Linked DNA regions of Homo sapiens: all the other regions are linked to region 1. A link is a loop called in an ENCODE intact Hi-C map of the cell type or tissue named here. Cell type or tissue: heart left ventricle. All regions are shown on one strand. Each heading gives the region's core, and the rest is flanking DNA. Links, peaks and the distances in the headings are about the cores only.

The links. Hi-C counts contacts between places; a loop is a spot of excess contacts. Peaks named below come from ENCODE experiments on the same cell type or tissue, not always from the same donor. Only the 100,000 strongest peaks of a DNase experiment are listed, where the experiment ranks them.
Region 2: it touches region 1 in a loop (8-fold over the local background); 71 of 110 quality-filtered maps call a loop at or near these places.
Region 3: a loop joins it to region 1, with 14 times the contacts of the local background. A loop is called at or near these places in 97 of 110 quality-filtered maps.

The regions. Positions count from the first base shown.
Region 1 is chr16:14,525,737-14,532,522 of GRCh38, reverse strand. All of the region lies in intron 21 of PARN (poly(A)-specific ribonuclease), which reads left to right. It overlaps LOC107984865 (a long non-coding RNA gene), which reads left to right. Exons shown (of 2, transcript XR_001752089.3): 1 at 1-1,469; 2 at 1,606-1,946. Among named protein-coding and RNA genes, the nearest start is that of LINC03107, 100 kb to the right of the region's middle. RefSeq lists an enhancer at 1-346. In heart left ventricle, for the core only: a CTCF peak has its summit at 3,224 (motif pointing right); a DNase peak (open chromatin) is centred at 3,232; H3K4me3 peaks cover 318 bases; H3K27ac peaks cover 293 bases.
Region 2 is chr16:14,246,128-14,252,913 of GRCh38, reverse strand. It overlaps MRTFB (myocardin related transcription factor B), which reads right to left. Exons shown (of 17, transcript NM_001308142.2): 12 at 5,407-6,441; 13 at 3,833-3,988; 14 at 891-1,052; 15 at 412-549. Among named protein-coding and RNA genes, the nearest start is that of TRT-CGT2-1, 36 kb to the left of the region's middle. RefSeq lists an enhancer at 6,556-6,786. In heart left ventricle, for the core only: CTCF peaks have their summits at 2,993 and 3,196 (motif pointing left); no DNase peak of the experiment used is centred there.
Region 3 is chr16:14,297,473-14,304,258 of GRCh38, reverse strand. MIR193BHG (MIR193b-365a host gene) reads right to left here and starts at 2,878. Exons shown (of 2, transcript NR_170633.1): 1 at 2,728-2,878. It overlaps MIR193B (microRNA 193b), which reads right to left and starts at 292; the gene lies at 210-292. RefSeq lists silencers at 152-201, 1,155-1,394, 1,300-1,460, 1,745-2,234. In heart left ventricle, for the core only: a CTCF peak has its summit at 3,257 (motif pointing left); DNase peaks (open chromatin) are centred at 1,628, 2,088 and 3,208; H3K4me3 peaks cover 2,606 bases; H3K27ac peaks cover 2,326 bases.

The DNA.
Region 1 (6,786 bases), core at 1,142-6,141:
AATTCTTATCCTGTTTATCTGTGACCTTGCCCCCAACCCTGTGCTCTCTGAAACATGTGCTGTGTCCACTCAGGGTTAAATGGATTAAGGGCGGTGCAAGATGTGCTTTGTTAAACAGATGCTTGAAGGCAGCATGCTCCTTAAGAGTCATCACCACTCCCTAATCTCAAGTACCCAGGGACACAAACACTGCGGAAGGCCGCAGGGTCCTCTGCCTAGGAAAACCAGAGAACTTCGTTCACTTGTTTATCTGCTGACCTTCCCTTCACTATTGTCCTATGACCCTGCCAAATCCCCCTCTGCGAGAAACACCCAAGAATGAACAATTAAAAAAAAAAAAAAAAAAAATCAGAGTTTGAATCTTGTGCCTTGTATAAACTTTGCTGTCATGTTGGTTGGGGGGATTTATTTATTCTTGGTTAAAGCAAGTTTTATATTTTAATTTAATTTAATTTTTTAAGACAGGATCTCACTCTGACAGGGTCAAGCTGGAGTACAGCAGTGCGATCATAGCTCACTGCAGCCTCGAACTCCTGGGCTGAAGCGATCCTCCTGCCTTAGCCTTCCAAGTAGCTGGGACTATAGGTGCATGCAACCATGCCTGCCTTTTTTTTTTTTTTTTTAAAGAAATGGGATCTTGCTATCTTGGCCAGGTTGAATACAAGTTTTAAAATAAAATATTACATCTAACCAGTTTTCATTGAGAAGTCTGGGGCTTTTGAAAGAATTTCCAAGTATTGAGTACGAAGTTGGTCAACCAAATAGAGCTGCCCTTGGAAAGCATGGTTGTTGTCTGGGGGGGCACCCTCATGGCACTCTTTCCCATGTGTGTAGGATGGCATGGTAGCACAAAGTCAAAAGTAGATGAAATTGACGGACGTACCCAAACAGTTTCTATGTATTTTTAAGCATGGTAGAAGGTTAGTCTTTGCATGTACTCTAGTTCACAGCCTTTTCTAAGAGGCTGAGGCCAAATTGAATTTATCTGGGAACCTGCCACATCTATAAATGCTACATAGGGTAATAAATGGGCCATTGGCTTCCAAGAATCAGTGACAGTGCACTTTAGTTCCTAATTTAGAGTTCATGAAAATTATCCCTTGACAAACAGATTGTGAAAAAGGAAACCCTATTAGATGGATTCATCTGTTTTTTTTTTTTGAGATGGAGTCTTGTGCTGTCACTCAGGCTGGAGTGCGGTGGTGTGATCTCACCTCACTGCAACCTCTGCCTCCCTGCAACCTCTGCGTTCTGGGTTCTAGCAATTCTCCTGCCTCAGCCTGCTGAGTAGCTAGGACTACAGGCACTAACCACAACGCCTGGCTAATTTTTGTATTTTTTGATATAGATGGGGTTTCACTCTGTTGGACAGGCTGTTCTCAAACTCCAAGTGATCTGCCTGCTTCAGCCTCCCAAAGTGCTGGGATTACAGGCATGAGACACCACGCCTGGCCTGCCTTTTGACAAATGTAAGCTGTTGTTTCCACAATGATGTGGGAGTGAGTCAAGGTGGGGGATGGATGGATGGATGGATGGATGGATGGATGAATGAATGAATGCATGCATGAATGAATGAATACAGATAACAAGTGTTTTTGTCTTCAGAGGAAGAGGCAATGTCAGTCTGTCCCACCCAGTAGACTTGGCTTCTCTGCATGGGGGCTACATCTTAGTCATTATTCTACATCCTTGGCATTTGGAATGGTGCTGGCACAGAGCTGGAGAGGGCTTTGAGGAGATGCCCTGGTACAGTCCTTGGGAAGGGGCCAATTCTGGGATAGCCGAGAAGAGAGAGGAGCATGGCACCCAACAGAGTGATGAACGAAGGCGGAAGTTTACGACAGTGTTCACCCAGTGAGGGTTGCACTCCCTCACTGGGTTGTGAAGTCATTTGAATGAATGGTGACCAGCATTTTTAATAAAATGGAAGAAGTTAGAAAATGTCAGTGTGTCTTATATAATATAGTTTTTTTTTTTTAATGTAACCTTTTTTTCAGGGTTCTGTACGTACAGATGTATGTGTGTGTACTGGGTTATAATGCACATGGATTTCTTGTTGAGGGTTATGGTAAACAGAGTTTGAACTCAGGCACTTCAGGAGAAACACAGATTAAAGTCCTCATTTAAAGAAGAATTACTCTTTTCCAGGTGTGCAAAGCACTGTGGCGGGTGTTGGTGGGCTGGGGGGAAGCAGAGGTAACTGGCAGAGCTCTCCCTCCTCAGGTGCTGCCTCTCTCTAGAGTAGCCTGGGGCTTGGGATTCCTGTGGACAGCTTCAGGAAGAAATGCTCATTCCTTCACCCTGTGGTCTCCACAGGTCTGGAGGAGACTTCTGTGCTGCTCACCAAGAGAAGGATGTCGTGATTAAAGCACAGTCCTCTCTCTGTCCACCTTGCTTGGCTCTCCTTGAGGGAGCAGGATGAATAGCTTACCTGATGAGCAGAATCAGGAAGAGTCTGACACCCAAGGGCCATTTGACAAGTGGATGGGGCCACTGCATTGAAGAAGGCAGGCCTGGAAACCAGCTGCTGGGGTCTCTTGGAAGCTGAGATTAAGGAATCGTTTAGAGTTCAGAGGCCTCTTGCAGCTGTCATGATGGGGTCTCGTGGTCTGGATTTCTGGATTTCTGTAGGGATGGTATCACCTATAGGAGGAAGCCCCATTTGGACCTCACACTCAAGATCCTTCTCCAGCACAGTCTACCAAGGAGTCCCATGCTTGAGGGGAACAGGAAGGGGATGCCGAGTCCTCATGGGCTCCATAAGAGGATGATAGTCCTCGTTAGAACCATCAGAGGACGATACTCCCTACCTGCCAACGAGTACCAGTGGGAGTGGTTGTTGGGCCAGTGTCTGATACTTTATTGCTGGCCATCAAATTTGGACTTTGTGAACAGCAGAGAACCTTTTTGCACAGCCAGGGGGATGGATGTGACTCTGATGACATGATAAGGAATTTCTTTCATAGGGCGCAGTGGGCTTCAATGTCAGGGCTGAGAGGCTGGAAGTGGCTGCAGTGTGCCCAGAAGTGGAGCAGTAGCCAGTAGTGACCTACAGTTACTATTCCATTACTGATCTGTGAGGGTGTTTAATTGCTACTGACATTGTTCGGATTTTATGGAAACTAGATTTTCAACTTTGCCATCCATCTGGCTTACAAAACTTGAAATGCTCCAGATGTGACTTTGTATCTTAATTCCTTTTCACCAACCAGAAGGTGGTGCTGTCGTGCTGGCAACCAATCTACCTTTCCAACGCCAAGTAAAACATTGAAATGCTTATTCATGCTAAGTAATGTGGACAGACTTAGCATTCGGATTCGACAGCGTACCTCTCCTGTAGTTGTGGGGAAGCCTTTAGAGTCCGGAGCTGGAGAAGCCTGGCAGAGGGGCCTTGGTTAGGCACTCGCTCAGGGCCACCTTTGCACTCACGGTGAAGTGACACTTTTATAGGAGTCAGGGCGAAGATGTCTGCTGAGTGCTGCTTGATCTGTGTCCAGTCTTCCATGAAACAGTTAAAGAATTATGACTAGAGATGAGAGAAGTTTCTGTAAAGAGAAAATGTTTTTTCTCTCGTTTCTTGCAGGGAAAGATCTCTACCTAGAGGAAAACTCATGAATCCAGTTTATAAGAAATACTTATAAAGTAATCATTAGTAATTAAAGTGATTAATTGAATACTCAACTAGTTGAAATATCCAAACAATCTCTCGAGTTATTTTAGCCGCTTGAAGGAAATAAAATCGGTGGTGTTTGATGTAACCTGAGTCCTTAGCTCCAGAGGTTAAAGTGGAGAAGAGAAAATTCATTTTACCAGGCTGGGGAGAATTCAGTGAGGTTATGAAGGTAAAGTTCTCGACATAGTGCCTGGCATTAGCTGCTCGGTAAATGTCCACTTTCCCCCCCACATCAGTCTATTCAGAAATCCAGACAATAAAATATCACAGAGTCAAGTTTGTAAAAAAGATGTATTGCTGCATCATGGAGACTGTGTGAGTGTGAAGCTCTTGGTGTTTGTATGATCGGCTTGCAAAATGACAGCATGTCCCTCAGGTAGGGCCATGTTTGTTGCCCTAAGTGACTTGCAGGTCTTCACCTGTCTGTACCTTTTAAACAAGAGACAAAACCTGCTGCCAGAATGATTTTTAGTTGTCTTTCCTTTTCTTTCCCATGGCTTCCTACAGTTGGGTTGCCGTTCTAATTAATCTCTTATCAGTGCAGTCAGGGGTCTCCTTTGGAGCCTCTTGTGGGGGTCCCACTTCAGTAGTTACTAGAGCAGCTTTCTGTTACAGAGGTTAACTTTTGAGTAGGTTCATAAGGAATGTGAGAATTCCACAGGCACAGGAGAAGTTTGCTGTAAGGTGAAGTTGTACTCATTAGGGCTATGGATTTATTCTGACACTCAGTTTGAGCAGCTGGTTTGGGCATGGTTTTAAAAATACAGTCAGTCCTCATTATTCACAGATTCTGTATTTGTGAATTCAGATATTCAATTTTTTGTAACCCACAATTCAGTTTTCACGTGCTTTTGTGGTCATCCCCAGGGATATGCAGGTTGGGAAAATTTTGTATTGCCCAACATGTGCTTCCAGCCAAAGCTGAAGGAGACTGCACTCTGCCTTCCAGTTTCTGCTCTTGGGCTGTAAACACGGCTCCTTTTCACAGGCTTTTAGTGCCAGTTTTTTGTTTTGAATTTTTGTCCTTTTTATTAGTGATTTTGCTGTTGAAAATGACCCCAAAGCATAGTGTTAGAGGGATACCCAGTGTTCCTGAATGCAAGAAGGATGTGAGGTGCCTTACAGAGAAAACACGTGTTAGATGAGCTTTGTTCACACATGAGTTAAAGTGCTCTTGGCCATGAGTTCAGTGTTAATGAATCAACAGTATATTAACTAAGATGTCTTTAAACAGAAACACACATAAAACAAGATAATATATTGATCGGTTGATGAACATGTGATCAGAGGTTTGTAGGACCCTAATCTTGTATTTCCCTAGAAACAATGACTCAGCATTTGCTAATTCAGCTTTCATGACGTCAAAAAGAAAAAAATTATGACAGATTTTGTTTAAAAATCTTGATTGGCTTTATTTGCAGTTCTGGAATGGGACAACAACTCATTCCATAAAATAGAATGAGCGTTCCAATGAGCTGGGCAGAGGAGGTTGGTTTTATAGATAGAGAAGGGTTGAAGAAAGCAGAAACAGAAAACAAAAAGCAGATTGGTCATTTCATAGTTGCTTTCCTTGTAAAGGTTAAAGCAGAGGGAACTCAATTTATCATGTCGTCAGGTAAAACTGGCTTGTTTGGAGATTCAGCTGTTTACTCTCATTTGGATTCCCCACAAGGTCATATAGAGAAATTAGTTTCAGCTTGGTGACATGGAACTTTAAGAGTGACTCCATTTCAGTTAGGTCTGTTGGGCCTAGTGCAGGAGCTCAGTCCAAACCATTGACCTCTATACATTTTATTTAACAATGGAGACTTTATAGAATATAGCTGCAAGACTGGAGTGTTTGTTGTTCTCTGCCTTCCTTTCTTCACCAGGGTGTTTGACCCAAAGCCATTAGGAAGAGGATTTCTGGGCTGTCTACTTTTTATTTGCTTTTAAAGGAGAGGTACTCACCTCAGAGCTTCAGGAGAGTCATTCTGGTTCTTGCCTGACAAGAGAAATGCCACAAAAATGGGCTGGCTGCAGGGAGGCCCGGCCACTCCTGGCCCAACTTTAACCCTGGCACAGTGACCGTGGACGGCTCCAAGTACTGGATAGTTAGGCAAATGGAGACATAGGATGGCTACAACTGTTGAATTTGACTTTAATTGAAGATGATGTTGCTTTTTTCTTTTCTTGATAGTTTATTTTCTGCAGATGAATCTCCTTATTGTGGATTACACCCTTGACTTTTCCTTTGTGTGATGAGGTTTGGGAAAACCAGGGATGTATGGTTTACTTTGCCAGCCTGTTCATTTCAGCTGCTTATTAACTTGCATCTTGGCCCCTTTAGAAGGAAGCGGCCTGAGATGGGAGCTGAGTAAAAACAGTGGATGAGGCCGGGCACGGTGGCTCATGCCTGTAATCCCAGCACTTTGGGAGGCTGAGGTGGGTGGATCACGAGGTCAGGAGGTTGAGACCATCCTGGCTAACATGGTGAAACCCCATCTGTACTAAAAATACAAAAAAATTAGCCAGGCGTGGTGGCAGGCACCTGTAGTCCCAGCTACTTGGGAAGCTGAGGCAGGAGAATGGCGTGAACCCGGGAGGCGGAGCTTGCAGTGAGCCGAGATCGCACCACTGCCCTACAGCCTGGGTGACAGAGCAAGACTCCGTCTCAAAAAAAAAAAAAAACAGTGGATGATTTATTTAATTCTTTTGGCAAGTTCTTGGGAAAAGTAACATGTAGAAAATTTGGTTATAGGTGGTGGCTCATGCCTGTAATCCCAGCACTTTGGGAGGCTGAGGTGGGCGAATCACTTAAGGTCAGGAGTTTGAGACCAGCCTGGCCAACATGGTGAAACCCCGCCTCTAAAATACAAAAAAAATTAGCCGGGCCTGGTGGTGCACACCTGTAATCCTAGCTACTCGGGAGGCTGAGGTTGGAGGATTGCTTGAACCCGGGAGGTGGAGGTTGCAGTGAGCCAGGATCGCACCACTGTACACTACAGTTTGGGCTCCATCTCAAAGAAAAGAAAAAGAAAATTTGGTTGAAATCATGGTGAGAACACTCAGTGTCCTTCCTATTAGGCAATCTTTCTTTTCACCTCTGTGCAAATAACAGTATAGTCTTTTCC
Region 2 (6,786 bases), core at 1,243-6,242, 280 kb after region 1:
CTGGTGGCCTTGAATGTCAGCCAGGTGTAACAGTGATACCATGTGTCATTTTGATGCTGGCCTGACACATGGTGGCTTTAGAAAAGAAGGGACCTGTATAAAATGTGTCCTGGTCATAATCACATCTATCTCTAACATGACTGATGCCCCTACCCCAAAAGAAAAGTTAAGAGATAAACCCTTAATTTCTGAATAAACAGTAAATGCAGTTATACTGCTGCTGAAAGCTGTTTAAGGTCTTCATGATAAATGACATTTTGATTTTAAATAACCATGTAAAATACAAGGTTATTTTTGTATTTCTATTGAGGCAAGTCAGTTTCAGACAAGGGATTCTGTATAGGTCTGCTCGAGACTGAACGTGGGCACATCCACCATAGCCTTATGCACCATGACCGTGCCCTCACTTACCTCTGGCAGAGGGGCCTGTGTGCTGCGTGTCTGCTTGATGGCCTCCTCATAGCGGGGGGGATCTTTTGTCTTGGCGACTGGACTCCCAAATAGAGAGTGCTGGACGACAAATTGCTGGGGTGGCGGGGGTGAACTAGGCTGTGTCAAATAAAGGAGGAGTGCACATTACCTCTTGGCAATAAACCTCTCTTTTCCTGGCTAGACTCGGCTCTGCTGTTCTCTATGTAGTGGCCAAATCAGGGAATTCATGAGCAGGTTCTTTTAAGCACCTGTGAGGCTGACAGCACTGGTGGCCACCTTATGTGCGAACGATCATCTTCACTGTGATAATAGCTGAGCTCCTCCTTCACAAGTTATCACTGTATTTTCAACAATTTTATCCCATTAACATTAGTCACTCCAAGCCCAAAGCACTAGGCTTTGGAATGATTTGATGCCCCTGCGGCACTGTCACTGACACACAAGCCTCACAGGGTTACCTTGTTGGGTGTGTTAGGTCCATTTTGCAGGGATGGAAGCGGAGCATTTCTGGATTGAAGAACACTGTTGGAGGCCTTATTGATAAAGGGCTGCTGGACAGCTGGGGCAGGATGTCTCTGATATGGAAGAACTGTATTTGATGATGCTGAGTTTGTGAAAACCTGTAATGAATAAATGTTTCTCCATTAATTTGTTCTTTGGCTTTTCTTAATGAAGTAAAGAAAACCATGTTTTAGGACAGGGGTCAGCAAACTTTTTCTGTAAAGGGCTGCAGAGTATATAGCTTATGATTTGTGGGTCACCTGGCCTCTGTTGTTACCACTTGGCTCTGCCATTGCAGCCTGAAAGCAGCCACAGACAGTACATGGATAAATGGGTGTGGCTGTGTGCCAATAAAACTTTATCCATACAAACAGGTGGTGGGTTAGATTTGGCCCACAGGCCAGGGTTTGCTTACCCCTATTTTCGAGCATATGTGGTCCCTTTACGCAGTAACTTGCCTTTGATGGTGGTACAGACAGAGCTTTGTGGAAAAACAGTGCTTGCTCTTTATAATTCTCCTCTTAAATGATAGCTGAATTTCTTCTATTCCTCTCTAAGGTGGGCTCATCTACTCTCAAGTCTTTTTTTTTTTTTTTTTTTTTTTGAGACGGAGTCTTGCTGTGTCACCCAGGCTGGAGTGCAGTGGTGCGATCTCGGCTCACTGCAAGCTCCGCCTCCCAGGTTCACGCCATTCTCCTGCCTCAGCCTCCCAAGTAGCTGGGACTACAGGCGCCCGCCACCACACCCAACTAATTTTTTGTATTTTTAGTAGAGACGGGGTTTCACTGTTGTTAGCCAGGATGGTCTCAATCTCCTGACCTCGTGATCCACCCGCCTCGGCCTCCCAAAGTGCTGGGATTACAGGCTTGAGCCACCGCGCCCGGCCTACTCTCAAGTCTTCAATGGCCATGACTAAGCTAATAATCCCAAGCCACTGCTCTACTTCCAACCTTGCTCCCAGGCGTCAAAGCCACTTACATCATCATCTTAGGTATCTCAAATTTAAAATATTCCAAACGATTTTTCTCCTTTTTCCCATTACCCCCTGCCTCTCAGCTTCTGAGGGAAAATAATTCTTGGTTCTGCTTTTTTTAAAACTTAGGTAAATAGGACTATCAGTCAACTCTGCTTTCTCCCTCAGTGTTCACACATCTCAGCGACGCCGCTTGAATCTGCCTCTGCTCTCTGCTGTCCTGCGCCTGGCCTTCACTATCTATCACAGGGATTCTGCAGCAGCCTTGCGGCATAGACCCCCTGCCACAACGTGTTCTCAAGGCATGGCCCCTACCACACTCCTTGGCTCTCCTGATTTGGGTAAAACCCTAATCTTTGGCTGGCATGTAAGCTTCTTACTACCTGGCCCCCTTTCCATCCTACCTAAAACCTCAACCTGCTGTGGTCACACTCAATTTTCCAGTTTCTTGAAAATGTCTTCAAATACAAGCAAGGCCCCATGTAAAACTGGTCCCCTTTGGAGAGGCTGTTTTCTGTTCCAACAGGCAAAGGTGAGAACTTCTTGCTGTGGAACTCCAAAATGTTTTGTTTAGCACCTCCATCAAGAGCCACAAGTTTTAGGGTCTTTTACAAATATGTGGCCATACTGCTGATATTGTAACTGTATTTCATAGAACTTGGTTTGCTCAAAAATACTTAACACGTTCTATACCACTAATATTCTAAAAAACCTCTGTATTTCATAAGCAGGAAAGTCTATGTGTATATACCTCAAACAGTACAATCTCCATGGTGATGAGTTCTGTAAATATACTCCTATTTGAAAAAATTAATTTTCCTTAAATTTGGTAAAAAATTACTTCCTTTAAACTAGAAGTAATGATTCCTAATTCTAGTGTTTACAGACTTAGTGAAAAAGCCCTTATTTATCCTATCTACATATTATTTTTTCCTTTCCTCCCTAAAACAAATTGTCTTAACATTGGAACATTTACTAAGCTTTTAATTACACTAAAATGGTATTTCGAGCTTTCCCCAAACTCAGTAACATACAACCATGATTCCTCTCGCAGAGGAGATTCTGAAGCAGCACACGTGTTACATGTGACTGCAGCTGTCCCCAAAGCTGGTTTCACCCAGACAGTTCACACTATCCTGAGGCAGATCACAGGCACAACTCATTACCTGGGTTCTTTCATGTTGAAGAGTAAAACTCTGGGATTAATAATTTTCAAGGTTTAAAAGAGTAAGACCTATTTTTGAGGCATAAGATTTTTCTGGCAAGGAGATGTGCACATAGCTCCACCTACTGGCTACCGGGGAATGCGGGAGAATTTTTTTGGTAGTTATTTGTGTAGAGGACACTGAATCCTAGACCACCAACTTCATTTTAAAGATGAGGTAACTGACTCTCAGAGAAGGTAAGTGAATTCTGCATGAGGCCAAACACCTAGGCAATGGTGAACTGGAATTGATAAGACCTTCTGGGCTCTTAATCTGAGATGGCAAAGTCTTACAAATGTATTTCAAGATCTTACTCAGCATAAACATTTTGGGAGTATCTTTTTCATCTTCAAATACCTTTTCCAAGGGAACAGCATATCTTTTTTTCCACAGTATGTTTAATTTGAAAACATTTATTTTAAAATTCAGTAAATTTAATATATGAGGATTGAAAACAAATACTTTTGAAACTTTCCCTTGGAAAAGGGGTTAACTGCGAAGGCGAGCTATCTTTCAGTAATGAAAAGGTCTTTCTCCATTCCAAATAACTGGGAAATCTGCAGCCAAATGGCATCTGACCTAAGGCTCATTCTATGGGAGATGGATCACAGAAAAGAATGAACAGGAACTTCCCAGGGCGTTTACAAAGATGCTTGTTGAATGGATGATCGGAGGATGGTAAAAATCAGCGACATTCTATTGCTCCTTGGCATTTACAAACCTTTCTGACTTGTTGAGGCTGACTGAGCACATGCTGCGGGAACGTGTCTTGTGTCTGAGGTACAGTTGGGGCCAAGCCTGAGGCCAAGGCAGCAGTTGGTATTTGTGCAGCAGTTGCTATCTGAGGCTGAGTCTGCATTCCTGCTTGTGGTGAAGTCTAGGAGGTGAATTGAAAAAAACATCAATTTAATTGTCAGAATCAAAGTTAGAAATCAGAACTTAGGTGTAGAATCACTGGTCACTTGGGGATTGTATCTAAATGAAATAAGACCAAGGTTACAGATACACACTTCATCTGCACAGAAATCTGAACTTTAATGATTCTAAACCAGAGAGGGAAACATCAGACCAGTCACTGCATGCTCTTATTATTCCTAAGTAGCTAAGATTTTTCATTTGAAAATTTTGAGAAAATGGAAATGGAAATAATAAGAACCTAAGGCAGTTCTACACATAATAGCTCAGGTACTGTAATACTTGAATAACAGCAAGGCAACTCGTGAGACCTAACTGTCCCAATTGCTGCTTGCAAGCGGTGTGTGCATTCCCTAGGGAGAGCCAGCAATGGGGCCAGGGCGCCCTCAGACCCAAGGATAAAAACACGGTTCTCGTTTCTACTACAGCAATGGAAGATTTGGACCAAAAAATTTAAGGATTTATTATGGAATAGACTTTCAATTTCACAGATACCCTAAAGATAAAACAGAGGAATCAGAATTTTTGCATCTGCCAAAGGGTCTGTGGGCCCTGCCTCCTAACCACAGGGGTACGAGATGATTCCTCTCGCCTGTTTCAGGTATTTGGGTGTCGAGGCTGAGGAGCACTGCTTCAAATGGTTTCTTGTTCACTCGTGCTCCATGTTTGGTGAAAACTTACCAAAACTGCATGACACGGTAAATACATAGGTTATGTACGCACAAAAGGGAATTTCATGCTCATCAGTGTTTTCTCATCTCTTTCAATTACATCCTCACTCCTAAATTTGTGGTCATGTTTTCCTTAGTTTAGACATCTTCATATAAGCAGTGACTTTCAAGAACTAAATGTGGGAGGCAGAATATAAGAATGGGCATAAGAATAAAGGCTCTGCGGGCAGAACACCTGGGTTTAAATGCCAGCTCCATCCTTGGGGGAACTCCCTGAGTACTCCTAGGCCTCAGCGTCCTTATCCAGAGATGGGTGGTATCACTTAGATCTTCTAGGAGAAGGGAGGATTAAGTGAAGCCGGCCATTTAAAGTACTAGATGCTGTGCCTTGCCAGAAAGTGCTCAGCGGCAGACTATGATCACAATGATCACGTCACTGGTGTGTAAAAAAATGTCTGCATGGATGATACTGTGTTCATTCAAGGGAAAAGGTAACAGGACTAGAAAAGCATCCTGTGTTTTTTTCACTATATAAAAACAGTGCTAGATATTCAGATTTCTGAATAACCCTCTCACACATGCATACGTTTTCTCCGTGGGGTCTGCTCTGGACGCATTTATGGAAGAGCTCAGGTATGGTGCCTTCCTTAGCAGGGTTTGCATTCCATGCATGCTGTAAGGCAAAGTAGTTAGAAGACACACTTCACACCTGGAGTTTGAGGCTGCCTACAGGGAGTTGCACTGAGGTGACACTCGAGCCCTGGATGGACACTGGGAGCAGCAGCTGAGCAGTCTGCGTGGTCAGTAAAGCCTGGGGCTGAGCAACAACAGCAGGCGGTGGCTGTCCCTGGGAACTCACATAAAACTGCGAGACGACACTCTGCTGCTCTGCCTGGCCCACAGGGACCTCTTGCTTGATAACTACAGCCTTTTTGGCAACAAGGGTCTGGCCACCTGTAGAGACGGGCTGGCCTACAGCGTGGCTGGCTACTGGGATGGGCTGCCTGGAGCTGGAGCAGTCAGGGAGTGAGGCCTCATCTTTGATGGAGGAGCCAAGGCTGCCGTGCTTCTGATCTGACTTGACAGAATGACCTGGGGCACTGGGCTGGGCTTCCAGGGGCCGCTGCTGCTGCCCTCGTTTTTCAACCTCAAGTTGCATTTTCAGCACTTCCACGAGCTTCTGCTCTTGTTCCAGTTTCCTCTTCAGCTCTTCGATTTGCTTCTCTTTCTCCTGAAGCTTGCGATCCTTTTCGGCTGCATCCAGTTCCAGGTTTGACAGAGTGCTGCTGGTGGGACTCAGACTGTCTTCATTATTTGTCATTCTCAAAGGAGATGAACTCAAGAACTGTGAAGGCGACATCATGGTCATAATCTCGGTGAAAGTGTCTGCCATGTTTGTGTCATCAGTACTGAGACTGGACTGTTCGGAGGGAGATGGTGAAATGGGCAGAGGGGAATGAACATTTTCCACACGGGTTGCGTTGCTGGTTCCTGTAGGTGGCAATTCTGCCTTGAGAGTAGAGACTGAGCTAGTCACAGTGTTGTGTAGTGTTGTAACCGGCAAGGCCACAGTGACTTCTGGGTTACTGGTGACAATGGCTGATGATGACACTGCCACGATGCCCCCAGCAGCAAGGCCGCTGCTGTTCACTTCCTGGTAGGGTTTTAGGCGCTCAATGAGGTCCGGTTTGGTGCCTGACACTGGCAGACCCCTTAACTTCAGTTCTGTCTTCAGTTCTGATACCTGGAGGTACAAACAAAGCAGATATCTTAGTATTAGAGCTTTCTGGCAAATCTACAGTACGCTTTTGTGATGGGAAAGGTGCCTATGTCTGTCAGACAACTCTGCGTTACGGCACACCTGAAAGTAGAACTGGTTTTATATTTAAGCACACAGAAACAGATAACTACAGACTAGAAGCACTTGAGGAGCCAGTGATACGGTAAGGGTTTTTAGAGGGTAATTCCGCTTTTACGTCAAAGCAGAGAGATACTACCAGGAATTATGATGATGATACAGCTGCATTTATTGAGTAGTTGCCTTGTGCAAGACACTTTTGGAAATGCTCTACTCTTTCCACTCATCTTC
Region 3 (6,786 bases), core at 580-5,579, 230 kb after region 1:
GGAAAACACAGTAGGTTCGGCAAACTGAGAACACACACTTATAAGAATACCGCCCTCGAAGGGACCTTTTAGTTTTATGGAAAGTAGCAAACCTCCCCCTCTTTCCCCGCCCCCCCGCCAGCCGGGTTTTGGACGCGCTCCCTGGGGGTGGTAGCTCTCTGCCCTCACCCTCCCGAGACTGCCGGGGCCTGAGTCCCTCGCTGTCCAGAATGACCCCAAAAGCGGGACTTTGAGGGCCAGTTGGATAAAACATAAACTCATCTCGCCCTCAAAACCCCGATTCTGAGACCACAGCCTCCAAAAGCCTCTTTTCCCAAGAAGTGAGTCCCCATTCACGGCTGACAGCACCGGGGCAGGCCGCCTTTGAGGCAAGAGTTTGGAGAACCGGGATCACTGAAGGAATCGTTACTGGGTGTTCCCTCAGGGCGGCGGTTCATCTCACCAAAATGCCAGGGGGTCGCTGTGGGAGGAGGGGACATTTGCCACACCATGGCTGAGGGCAAGAGGATCGCTTGATCCCGGGGTGTCTCTTCCCTCCCGGAGCAATCACCAATCTCGCCCAGCAAACAGGCCTAAAAGCTTCCCGGACAACACGAGGGGTGCCCCAAACGTCCCTTAGCAGCGGATAAATCGGGTGTCCGAGGTGCCTCGTACAGTTCCCCCCACCCCATCTCCAGCTAAATAAAGTTTGGTTATTTGTGTCCTTAATCGTCTCTCATTAAAGTCAAATTTGCTGCGCGCCCAAGTTGGGGGAAATGATTTCCATTTTAATAGCTTAATTAGCCTCTAGGTTCTGGAAAGGCCACTCCCCCACGCACCTTTTCTCCTCATTTTAACCCCCCTCCCTTTTTCACAACTTCTCCTAAAAATAAATTATAAATATGGATGTGTCCTCAGAGGACATAAGCGGCGCATTCCAACGCTCCGCTTGGTGGGGATTGGAAGCAAAGAGAAACCAGAAACGCCACTCCCCCCACCCCCAAATCAAAATGCCTTTTTCTTTTTTTTTCTAACTTCTTTTTCCTAACTTGGTGTTGTCTCGGGCACAGACACCCCGCTCCGCACCCCGGAACCTAGTTTTTTTGCCCCCGTCCTGCAGAAGCTAAAGCCAACGCGCCAGGGCTGCCTGCTTCTCGGGGGGAGGGAGCTGACAACTTTAGGGGGCGGCGGTAACTCTCTGGGGACGGTGGTTCCCGGCTAGTCCGGGATCCCCGGGGCCCGGCCCCCGCAGGCGCCGCCGCCCATGCCAGCGGGGCTCGGGCGCACGTGGAGCGGCGGGCGCGGCCGGCCTGCTCCGCGCGCGGCATTGAGATCGGGGTCACGCAGCGAGTCAGTTTCCCGAGCGGGCTTTCCGGGGTGGGGGCGGGGACGCGGACGCTCCACCGCCTCGTCAATTTCCAAGCCCAGGCACTAGGGAGGCTGGGGGCGGCCTCGCCCCCTTCCTACCTCCCGGCTTCACACGCCCCTCTGGGGAGCGGGGGAGGGGTCCGAGGGGGAGCCGGGGTGGCGGCAGCGGCGGCAATCGCAGCCCAGACAAGCGTCTCGCGCCGAGTCCCGAGAGAACCGCGCGCTCCCCCGCCGCCACCTCCCCTCTCCCGTTCCCATCCACCCCGCAGACAGCCGCCCCACACCCCTTCGGCCCTGGGGGCTTGGGCACCCACCTGCCGCGATCCCTGCCTTGGCTGGCGGAAGGTGCCAGGCGGGAAGAAGGGGAGCACTCACCGCCGCTGCCGCCTCCGGGGGTGCACGGGCCCCCCCACCCAGGGCTGCGCCTTCCCGGGCTCCGGGCAGGCGTGCGCCGGGCGGGGGGCGCCCCGCGGGCCCTGCAGCCTCCGCCTCGATTGGAGCCCAGCCTTAAATCCTCCACCGTGGAGAAGAAGGGTACTTCCAGAAAAAAAATCCGCCCCTCCCCAGACGAGATCCAAGTGATGGGCGGGGAGCGTAGAAAATCCTTTTCTGCAGAGAGCGCGCAGCCGACGGGGCTGCACCCGGCCTCCACGGTCCGCTGCCGCCACAAAGCCGCGCCCCCGCCCCCCCCAACCCCCCAGCGCCCTATGGCCGGCCCGGGGCGGGGGCTGGGCCGGCCCGGGGTTGGCCGCGCTGGGGAGGCGGCGGCGGCAGCGGCCCAGGCGGCGGGGCGGCTCCTCCCCGGCCAGGCAGAGAGGGCGAGAGCCTGGAAGCCTAGCGCGCCCGCCCGGGTGGGGGTGGGGGTGGGGGTGGGGGTGGGGGTGGGGGCGGGGGCCGGGGTGGGGGGGCGCCTTCCTAGAAACGCTCGCCAAATATAGTCAGCGGATAGGGGCATTCCTAGAAATGCGGCGGCGACGTCAGCCTCGACCCTGGGGGCGGGGGGCAGAGCCCGGGGTGCTTCAAACAGGGGGCACGGAGGAGGGGGAAAGAGTCCCCACTTCCAGTACCACCGCAGCCCACAGACGGAACCGAGGCCGGGCTTCCCTCCCGAGGGGCGTGCTGGAGTCCTCCAAAGGCGCTTGAGGTATCCGGGAGCTAGGGGCGCATCCACTGAAGATTCAGACCCGGTCTGTCCCCCTCTTTCGGGAACACCCAGTGCCAATGCCAGCTGGCGCTTTTGGCCCTTCCCCCAATTTTCAGCACCCCCCGCTTCCCCCGCCGCACAAACACACACAACCCCCGTGAACAAACAGTAAAAGTAGGAGCAGCATCAGGCAGGTTCCCCAAGCCTCTTACACCCACCCCATGACGGTCTCTCACCTCCTCTGGAATGGCTGGAGTCCCCTGGATCCCCCAGGGTTGAAATTGCACAGACACACTGTGTTCCCAAGAACTCCCCCAAATACCAACCCAGCTTCGGGCCAGAAAATAAAGTTGTGCTTCCTCCTCCCCAGTCCAATGTCACTTTGTTGCTGCTTCCGGGGCTAAGGGCTCTTGGAGAGGTGCTGGAACTTGGGGGTAGGGCACAAGGGTGTCCCCTCCACCTGGCAAAGATCTGGCCTCTGGTGCTGACACTCTCACCAGCCATAGCTGTAATACTTTTCATTTCCCGCAGTAAGGGAGATGCCCCCCCCCAGCAGCTCATCCCCTTCCTAAAATCTTCCCCCACCCCCACACCCCTGCCCAGGGACCCCCAAATCCATTGCAGAAGTGGCCCCTCTTTCGCAAAGAGAATCCACATAACTGAGACATGACTTGTCCCTCTCCACCGCCCAGCCTCTCTGCGCGAAAACGTGACTGGCCTGAACCTCCCAGGATCATAAAAAATGTATTTTGCTGTCCTCTGTTGGCCAACACAGGTCACGCTCATAAAACACACCACCCAACTTAGCGGGCAGTCCTGATGCCACAGAGGAGGTCCCAGGGACCCCAGCCAAGGGGAGCGAGCTGGCCTCCTCTCCTTCTGCCTGTGGTGTCCCTGCCCTCTCCATCCTCTTTCTTTCTTTTTCTTTTTTTTTTTTTTGTTTGAGACAGAGTTTCACTCCTCTTGCCCAGACTGGAGGGCAGTGGCGCGATCTCGGCTCACTGCAACCTCTATCTCCCAGGTGTAGGCGATTCTCCTGCCTCAGCCTCCAGAGTAACTGGGATTACAGGCATGCGCCACCATGCCCAGCTAATTTGTGTATTTTTAGTAGAGATGGGGTTTCACCATGTTGGCCAGGCTGGTCTCAAACCCCCGACCTCAGGTGATCCACCCGCCTCGGCCTCCCAAAGTGCTGGGATTATGGGTCATCTTTCTTATCTTGCAGCCGACGCACAGGACTTGCTCATGTCCCCTTTTCCTCATTGGGCCTTAATTCCAGAAATCTGGAGGGATTTCTTCCTTGCTCTAGGGGAGGCAAGGAAGGCTGTGTTCACTCTGGACCCGGGGTCGGTGGGGCACGGGGGACCTTGGGATGGTTTTTCCAATAGCAACTTGGAGAGGAAATGTAGCACAAAAGGCAACAGCTGATCACTGATAATAACAGTCCCCATTCCCCCCCACCCCGAGACCTAAGCACATGAAGAATAGTAACTTACTGAACTTACCCATTTTCCAGATCGAAAGACTGAGGCTAGGCCAGGCACCGTGGCTCATGCCTGTAATCCCAGCACTGTGGGAGGCTGAGGCGGGTGGATCATTTGAGGTCAGAAGTTTGAGACCAGCCTGGACAACGTGGTGAAACCCCGTCTCTACTAAAAATACAAAAAAGTTAATGGGGTGTGGTGGTGAGCACCTGTGGTCCCAGCTACTTGGGAAGCTGAGGCAGGAGAGTGGCTTGATCCCGGGAGGCGAAGGCTGCAGTGAGCCAAGATTGTGCCACTGCACTCCAGCCTGGGCGACAAAGTGAGACTCTGTCTCAAAAATAAAAATAAAAAATAAAACAAAAGACTGAAGCTTAGAGGTCAGTTGTTCATGGAACTAACACCTGCTGGCCCTCTGTGTGCCAGGCACAGAGCTGCTGCTAGAGCCCCCAGAGCTAAGGTGGTAAACAGCACAGGTCCCTGCCCTTGAGGAACTAGACGTCTCAGGGAAAGACTTGAGTCAACAGGTGAGCACTTCGCTGCCGTTATGGTCCAGGGCACCGCGACAGAGCGAGGCTGGGCTGGGGGTGTCCTACCCTGGCCCTTCCTGCAGGGGTTGTCTCCATCCAGCCTGCAGTATCCTCACCGGCTCTTCTTGCAAGCTGCATTGAAAGAGAGCGGCTGTGTCTCCCCCTGCTGCGTGTCGCCAGCTCGGGGGACCCCGGGCACTGCTTCGCCTCTCTGGGCCTCTGTTTCCTCCTTGGTAAAGTAGGAGTCACAAGGCCTGCCTTATAGGACTTTTAGCGGGATTGCCTGAGACAGACAACCTGTAGGAGTACATGGCAACAGTGATTGGTGAGCTTGGTGCTGTCACCTGGAGGATGGGATGTCTGAGCTGAAACTGTGAAAAAGGAAAACACTGGGGCCGGGCACAGTGGCTCACGCCTGTGATCCCAGCACTTTGGGAGGCCAAGGATCACCTGAGGTCAGGAGTTGGAGACCAGCCTGGCCAACATGGTGAAACCCCGTCTCTACTAAAAATACAAAAATTAGCCAGGCGTGGTGGCGCGTGCCTGTAATCCCAGCTACGCCAGAAACTGAGGTGGGAGAATCGCTTGAACCCAGAAGGTAAGAGGTTGCAGTGAGCCGAGATCGCACCATTGCACTCCGGCCCAGGCAACAGAGCGAGACTCTGTCTCAAAAAAAGAATACACAGGGCTGGTGGGAGGGATCGAGTCGGGGCAGCAGGCACCGCATGTGCAAAGGCCCGGCCCCTCTGGGGAACTAAAATAGCTGCAGCAGTGCTGCCTTGGGGGCCTCCAGGTGCTGCCCCCACCCACATCTGTGCCCTGAGCCACAAGATTTTGGAAGCTCACCTCATCTCTCCAGTTCAGGCCCTGCCTGGGCTCTGGGACACCTGGATCAGGTGCAGAAGGAAAAACCAGGCCACCAAAGGCAGCCAGGGCCCGACCTTTATCTTGCAATTGAAATCCCCTTCAGAGGTGCCCCCTGGATCCTTCTGAGGCCTGCCCTTGCCAGGCCTGGCTTGGCTTCCCCGTGACTCAAGCGAGTGGCGGCCTGAAATCCAGTTCAGCAGTGGAAGCGCCGCCAGACTCCGGAAAACAGCCCGCTCTTGGTCCGGAAGCCCCAGAGGCCCACCCTGGCCTTCTCCCAGGAAGGAGCCCCACCTGCATCCAGGTTTCTAGCCCCAGGGCGATGCCAAGGCCCCAGCCAGAACTAGGGAGCGGCCACGCCAGGCAGAAGGAGCCCTGGAGGGCCGCAGCCGTGCTCAGCCTCTGGGAAAGTCTTGGACTCTGGGCTCCCAGGCCCGCACAGAGAGGGTGGGCGCAGGCTTTGCCCTGCCCGCCTGTGGGCGCTTTCCTTGGGGCCTGGGGAAGGAGGACAGGAGGGTACCAGCGCCCAGTTACTGCCACCTCCTGAGCCTCCCAAAATACCCACAATGAGAAACTTCCCAAGCAAACATACAGAATGTATTGTACAATTGGTTTTATTTTTATTTTATTTACTTATTTATTTATTATTTTGAGACGGAGTCTCACTGTCGCCCAGGCTGGAGTGCAGTGGCACAATCTCGGCTCACTACAAGCTCCGCCTCCTGGGTTCACGCCATTCTCCTGCCTCAGCCTCCAAAGTAGCTGGGACTACAGGCGCCTGCCACCACGCCCGGCTAATTTTTTTGTATTTTTTAGTGGAGACGGGGTTTCACTGTATTACAGGATGGTCTCGATCTCCTGACCTCGTTATCCGCCTGCCTCGGCCTCCCAAAATGCTGGGATTACAGGAGACGGGGTTTCACTGTATTAGCCAGGATGGTCTCAATCTCCTGACCTTGTGATCCACCCGCCTCGGCCTCCCAAAGTGCTGGGATTACAGGCGTGAGCCACCGCACCCGGCCTGTACAATAGGTTTTAAATGCTTGGATTGAACAAATGTAGGCTTGTTAAAAACAGACACACAAGTCCATAGCCATACGGTGATGCTAGCCATGGGACAATGGCGGAATATAGGTGCTTCCAGAGGGATCCTTGGAACAGTTTGTTTTTTTGGTGGTTATTTATTTATTTATTTATTTATTTATTTATTTATTTATTTATTTTTGAGTTTCGCTCTTGTTGCCCAGGCTGGAGTGCAGTGGCACGAACTCAGCTCACTGCAACCTCTGCCTCCTGGGTTCAAGCAATTCTCCTGCCTCAGCCTCCCAAGTAGCTGGGATTAGAGGCGTGCGCCACCACGCCCGGCTAATTTTTTTTGGTATTTTTAGTAGAGACGGGGTTTCGCCATGTTGGTGAGGTT